Regions from separate parts of the Homo sapiens genome. Here region 2 is linked to region 1. The links are chromatin loops, found by intact Hi-C in ENCODE. Cell type or tissue: natural killer cell. All regions are shown on one strand. Each heading gives the region's core, and the rest is flanking DNA. Links, peaks and the distances in the headings are about the cores only.

Region 1 (2,920 bases), core at 98-2,597:
TAGGATTATATTTCACACATTTGGGGGCCTTTTTTGTACAAATATTGGCATGTAATAAGGAAAAATTGCCCATGATGCTGAGATAATACCAGTGTTTTTAGTGGTAGAAAATATTATTTTTTTATAAACCATATCTAAATATCTTGAGATAAAAATTCCCCTTTGACTTTTTTTCCTCTCCCTTGTTTGGCAAATTCCATTTTAAAATTATAAATTGCTAAAAAATGTCCTTTCCATACTATTTCTCTCTTCCTTGTACTCATCCTAAGAAGTCTTAAATCTGGAACATTTGCTTTTATCTTATCTATCTGTTTCCTGGCTACTAGAAAGAAATTTTTTTAGCACTCATATCACCCTACCATGAAGGTCTAAATGTAAGATGACTGTAGGACTTGAAACAAAAAAAAATTAAAAAGATCCACACTCATTCTTTGATTTTGAAGCAAATGTCTTTCCCTATTTCTAAAGATATTTGTGATTGTTTAACTTAAAAGTGAGAATTGACAATCTAAAAGCATCTCTATCCTTTTGAAACAGGTCCAGATTGGTTTATTTCCTAAAATGTGGGTCAGTTTGGAAAGTGGCCATTTGATGGGCCAGGAACATAGCAATAAACAACTACCTCTTTGCTCCTCCAGATTAGATCTCCCACTCCAATCCAGCTTCTTCCTCTTTCCACAAAATAATTTGTCAACTATTTTAGAATGTGACATATTTGGGAAGGATAAATGTACAGTAGGAATATGTCTACTGCTATGCAAACCTGGCTGGTCCATTTTGTCATGGACTACAATGATTATATCACCTCATTAAGAATTCTTTAGGGATCCTCCACCTCCTCCCCCACTCCCTTTTTTTTAAGAGACACTTCCTTTACAGGGAAAGGATGATAGACTCCTCAGGGTTTCAAGTCACCTGCAGCTTTTTCTCTACATGTTCTACCAAAAGAAAAGGTGGATTCTAACCCAATTGCTTAGCATTTTACATGGCAAATCAGCATTAAGGCAAATGGGTCTCTCTCAGATTTGAGAAACAGAAAGCTACACGTGGCCCATAATGGCACCTAAGATCAACTTTTCAGGCGGTATTAGTGAAAATTCTTCCTACTTTGCTAAATTTGAACAAAGACACTTTCAAATCTACTGTGAAACAGTTTAAAATATTTTAAAGTGGCTTTTGGCCTTCTTTCATTTGTAACATGTATTGAGTGATTTCATGTCATTGTCTCCTAGCTTTAAGAGTTTTTTTCTTAAGGTCAATCTTCTCTTTTCATTTTATGGGTGGAATCACTTGTTTTCCAAAATATCAAAACAATTCCATGACATAGTTAATTAATGCTCCCTCTATTGGTGGTAAGTGGAAATATTAGTCTTACAACACTGCTATTTTAAAAAGCAAAATTAGCAATAGAAAAATGAACTTACTTTATCTCGGAAGCTGTTCCTCACTAACTGTTAAAACAGATCAGTTTTGGACATACAGTTCTTGGCAGGACTCCTCTTAGAAATCACAATAGGTTACACTTAATAGTCAGTTAACCACCCAAGTTTACATTAAAACTTCTAGCAAAATATCCACTGAATTAAGCACTGTGGGACCAAATCAAACTCACAAACACTTCAGTTACACTAACCTTACAAAGCATCACAAAGAACTTATGAAAAAGATCCAAGTTAACCAAATGTCTAAAATATATGAATAAAACCAATTTAGTCATTACAGAGTTGTTTGTGTTGGAAGATTTTCCCTCGTTTGCTGCACAGTTTTTGTAAATAAAATGCTGACAGGAAAATTAGAAGGAAAATTAAATTAAAATGTAATGTAATTTTGAAACTAAAATACGCTCTCCTTTCTTCTTTTTAAAACTGTAGTTTGGTGTTTTGCTTTGTTTAAAGATTTGCTTTCCCCTAAGTATGTTAAAATATGCCCAGCAATGAAATCACTTTGGGAGTTTCAGCTAGGTTTAAGAATTCCTATATTTGAGCTGGAATCCCTTCAGGACACTGTCTATAATGAAAATGTCTCTATTATAACACCTTGATCAGGACCGAGGAGAGAAATCCCTACTAGGAAGAGAGAGTGGCATCTGGTATGATGCAATAGATTGGTGGTCTTTTGAATGGTGGCTGTTGGCATCTGGGAATTTTTTTGTTAATTTCCCTAAAACCTTTCGAAGAAGCAAGGGTTAATTCGTCATCTAAAGAATGATCATCTTATTCAGCCCTCTTAACCATGGTGGAAACAGTCAGAAGGTGATATTTGGAAGGAAAAAAGTAATTTTGGCATCAATGCATCTTGATCTATAACAGGCTTCTCATAATGATGCTCTTTGTAGTTGGGAAGGGTGAGGAGCTATGGCAGAGTTTTGTGAACTCCTCTTCCTGGCTGATCACAAAAGAAAAGACCCCATTTATCAAGACTTCTAGACTATTAGTGTTTCACTAAGAAAAAAAGTAAAGTCAATAGAAATTCTAGAATTGTAAGATCTCAATGAAATTTTGGAGAAGCAAGCAATCTCTTTCTGAAAGATAAAGTCTCTTCCATGAAAAAGAACAGAATTCTAGATGAATCAGTTGAAAAAATTATTCAGTGGGGCAACTTAAGCTTGCTAAAGTCAAAGAACTACATATCAAAATACAAAGCAGCAATTCAAATTACAGCAGGGATGGGCTGGCCACAGAGGCCCTCATCAACCCAGGCAATACTTAAAATAATAAAAATTAAGAAAAATTAAAAAAAATATGAAGAAAATATCCTTCCTCTCTTTCAAATATAACTTTAGTTGCCTTTTATTCTTTCTATCTGGAAGCAGTATCGCTAACCTTAACAGTCTTGACTTACCAAAAAATATATATATGTGTGTGAAATAAAATAAAAGAGAAGGAATTGGTGGCAGTGTATGCAAAACCAAAATGAAAAA
Region 2 (2,920 bases), core at 113-2,612, 110 kb before region 1:
AATTTATTATAGCACTTGTTGAATAAATTATGGTTCGGCAGCAGTGGTTTACTACCAGTCATTTCACAAGGTTTGAATAGATGTGTTATATTAAGTGAAAAAAGCAATGTGCAAAAAAATCTTGTGCAGTGTGCAGTCTTATTAAGAAACACTGTACATGTGTGCATGTGCCTATATGTAATTGTATAAACAGAGGAAAACAGTCTGAGAGGACAGTGGATACATTTGAGTGCTGAAGTCAGAAATAAGAAAGGATTCTCACTTTTTAATTTATATCCTTCTCAAAAAGGTAGAAGTGGTGGGATTGTGGGTGATTTTTACTTATTTATTTTTTGTGCCTTCTTTATGTTTTCCCAAATTTCCTATAGAGAACCTGTGTTCTGTAAATGAAGCTTTTATGATTAAGCTTCATTTCTGCCTGGGAAGCAGTGCAGTGTAGAGGCTAAGCCTATGGGTTCCGAAGTCGGAATACCTGGGTTTACATTCCAGCTCTACATCTATGCAGGGGATGATGATTGTGGATGAATGACTTCGCCTCTGTGTGCCATAGTTTCCTCTTCTGTAACATGGAGGTACTAACAGTATTCCAGTCCATGAGACTGTTGGGAGTATTGCGTGAGACCCTTTGTGTAAAGGGTGTGGTCAGGGTGTAGGAAGTGTTGGCCATTATTATTGGATGTGGAAAGATCAAGCTCAGGGGCACAGGTAGACAGATTGATGTGAGCAAAGGGCTATGCTTTCCTCGTTTTCCTCTGAGACTGGAGAGAAAGAGCCCAACTGGCGGCAGAAACAAGCTGCTGCAAAGAGGAGAGTAGAGGCTGGACTTGCTCAGGTTGCTTTTCTTCTCTTGTTAGAGAACAGGAGAGAGAGCCACAGGGAGAAGATCTGGAATGACCTTTTGTTTCAGTTCCTGCCCACCTTTCTTGTGGTCCAGCAGTCATTTCCTTTCTTCTGCAGGCCTTATTCCTGCCCAATTCTCTGGGAATGGAGAATGAATGTGTGCGCCAAGGGCCTGTCCTCACCCCTTTCCACTGAGAGGTAGGGACAAGGGATTCCACTTTTCCTTCCAAGTTTTGAAATCCCCTAAGCAAATCCTGTCCAGGCTGGACCCGTCACAGTATTTCATCAGCTTCCTCCATTCTGAGGCTTGGACAAATGATTAGACACCAGGAGCTGGGTTCTGCCCACAGCGGAAATTGGTTTCTCAGAATTTACTGTTTGACGCTAAAGCCTCGGTTGCTGAAAATGACTCATGGCTCCATTTGTGATTCGTTTTCAGATAAATCACAGGCCAGACAATCCAGTGTATTTGAAAGCCACAGTGGCCGATTCAGGGTCTCAGCATGTTTAGGCTCTTTGACTTGACTGGTTAATGTACCAGGAAAGGCCTGAAGTAGGTAAAAAGGGTCACCTGTTGGTCATATAAAGACAACTATACACCGAAAAACAAGTGAGCATTATGGGAGCTTCATGTCTGAGAGCAGCCTTCCCTCATGTTAGCTTAGATGGCAGCTATGCCAGTTTGCTCTTGAGATCAATCACAGCTCTAAGAATTCAGGTGCAGACACACATGCATTGTCACTATCCAAGATGCTTCAGAGCATCTTGGCCACATCCAAGATGCTTCAGAGCATCTTGGCCACATCCAAGATGCTATGGCCTCAGTCATGACAGATAGCTTCACCTCCCACATATTTCTGTTCCCCTCACCTTTGCCCTCTGCTCCCTGCCCCTAAGCTCTCATGGGAGACTTGCTTATATCTGATACCTAAGATATCTTTGCCTTTCCAAGCCAGTGCCTGCTCTCCCATGGATGGTGTTTTTATGTTGCTTTTCTGATTGGCTAGCTCCAAAACATTCTGCATGACCCCATTCAACTATAATGTGCTCTGTAATGCCTTTCTAGAGCCTTCTATGCAGAATTGATTACCTTTAACTTGGTCCCTCCTAACACTGTTCATACTTATCTCTCTTATTTTCTTTTACCATTTATTTATTGTCTATACTTATTTCTCTTACTGTAGTTTGTTATATAGGTGACCAGCAGTCCTCAAACTTTAGTGGTCATAAGAATTTAAAAGCAGCAGAATCAATAAGAATCTATTAAACACCTATGATATGCAGGCCCAGGATTGAGAAAACAGTGTACTACTATTCCACCTAGGATTGGGAAAATAGTGGAATACTATTCCACCTAGGATTGGGAAAATAGTGGACTACAATTCCACCTAGAATTGGAAAAATAGTGGGCTACTATTCCACCTAGGATTGGGAAAATAGTGGGCTACTAAGTGGACTGGGTCTCAGCATCTTATGTTATTGTGTCTCCTCCCCAAGATGAGCTCTCTGATCTGCTATCTCTACCATGGAGGCTGGGAATCTTCATGAATTATTAATAATAACCCTGCATGATTCTGATTCAGGTGGTTACAGACACATTCTTTGGGTAATGGTGTAGTAGATTCACAGCCTGTATTAATATAATAAATATCATTTATAAAATGCTGTGGTATATATTTGAATCCAAGTGCTTTGAGCCTAGTGTATGAGAACTAGTCAGCTAGCTAGTGAGTTAAGCTAATTGATCACCTAGGACCCTCATTTCAGTAATAGCTGTGGCTCTCTATTAATCTTTGAATAAATGGTGTAGCAGTTCCTAAACCAGTATGCGGGGCAACTCAATGCTACAGGATGTTAATAGGTAAGCCACAGACAAAGTTAAACCTAAATATGTTTTCTTAATGTAGCATTTGTCAGAGCTTACAAAAAGCTATGCACATTGTGACTTTCCATGAGGAAATGATTATAGTCATTTCCTGTTCCGTGAAGTGTGTATGAAGCATATAGGCCCTGAACAAAAAGGCCTGAGCTCAAACCGACTTTGGTATTTGTTAGCTACCTACTTAGGCCAGGATTTTCC

Evidence for each region. A loop is a pair of places that touch in the nucleus more often than their neighbours do. Peaks named below come from ENCODE experiments on the same cell type or tissue, not always from the same donor. Only the 100,000 strongest peaks of a DNase experiment are listed, where the experiment ranks them.
Region 2: a loop joins it to region 1, with 3 times the contacts of the local background. A loop is called at or near these places in 6 of 110 quality-filtered maps.

Annotation. Positions count from the first base shown.
Region 1 is chr3:114,334,965-114,337,884 of GRCh38, forward strand. ZBTB20 (zinc finger and BTB domain containing 20) reads right to left here. Exons shown (of 12, transcript NM_001348800.3): 12 at 1-2,920. Among named protein-coding and RNA genes, the nearest start is that of ZBTB20-AS1, 15 kb to the right of the region's middle. In natural killer cell, for the core only: CTCF peaks have their summits at 1,359 and 1,559; a DNase peak (open chromatin) is centred at 1,330.
Region 2 is chr3:114,220,527-114,223,446 of GRCh38, forward strand. No RefSeq gene overlaps it. Among named protein-coding and RNA genes, the nearest start is that of ZNF80, 16 kb to the right of the region's middle. In natural killer cell, for the core only: no CTCF peak of the experiment used is centred there; a DNase peak (open chromatin) is centred at 1,215; H3K27ac peaks cover 2,273 bases.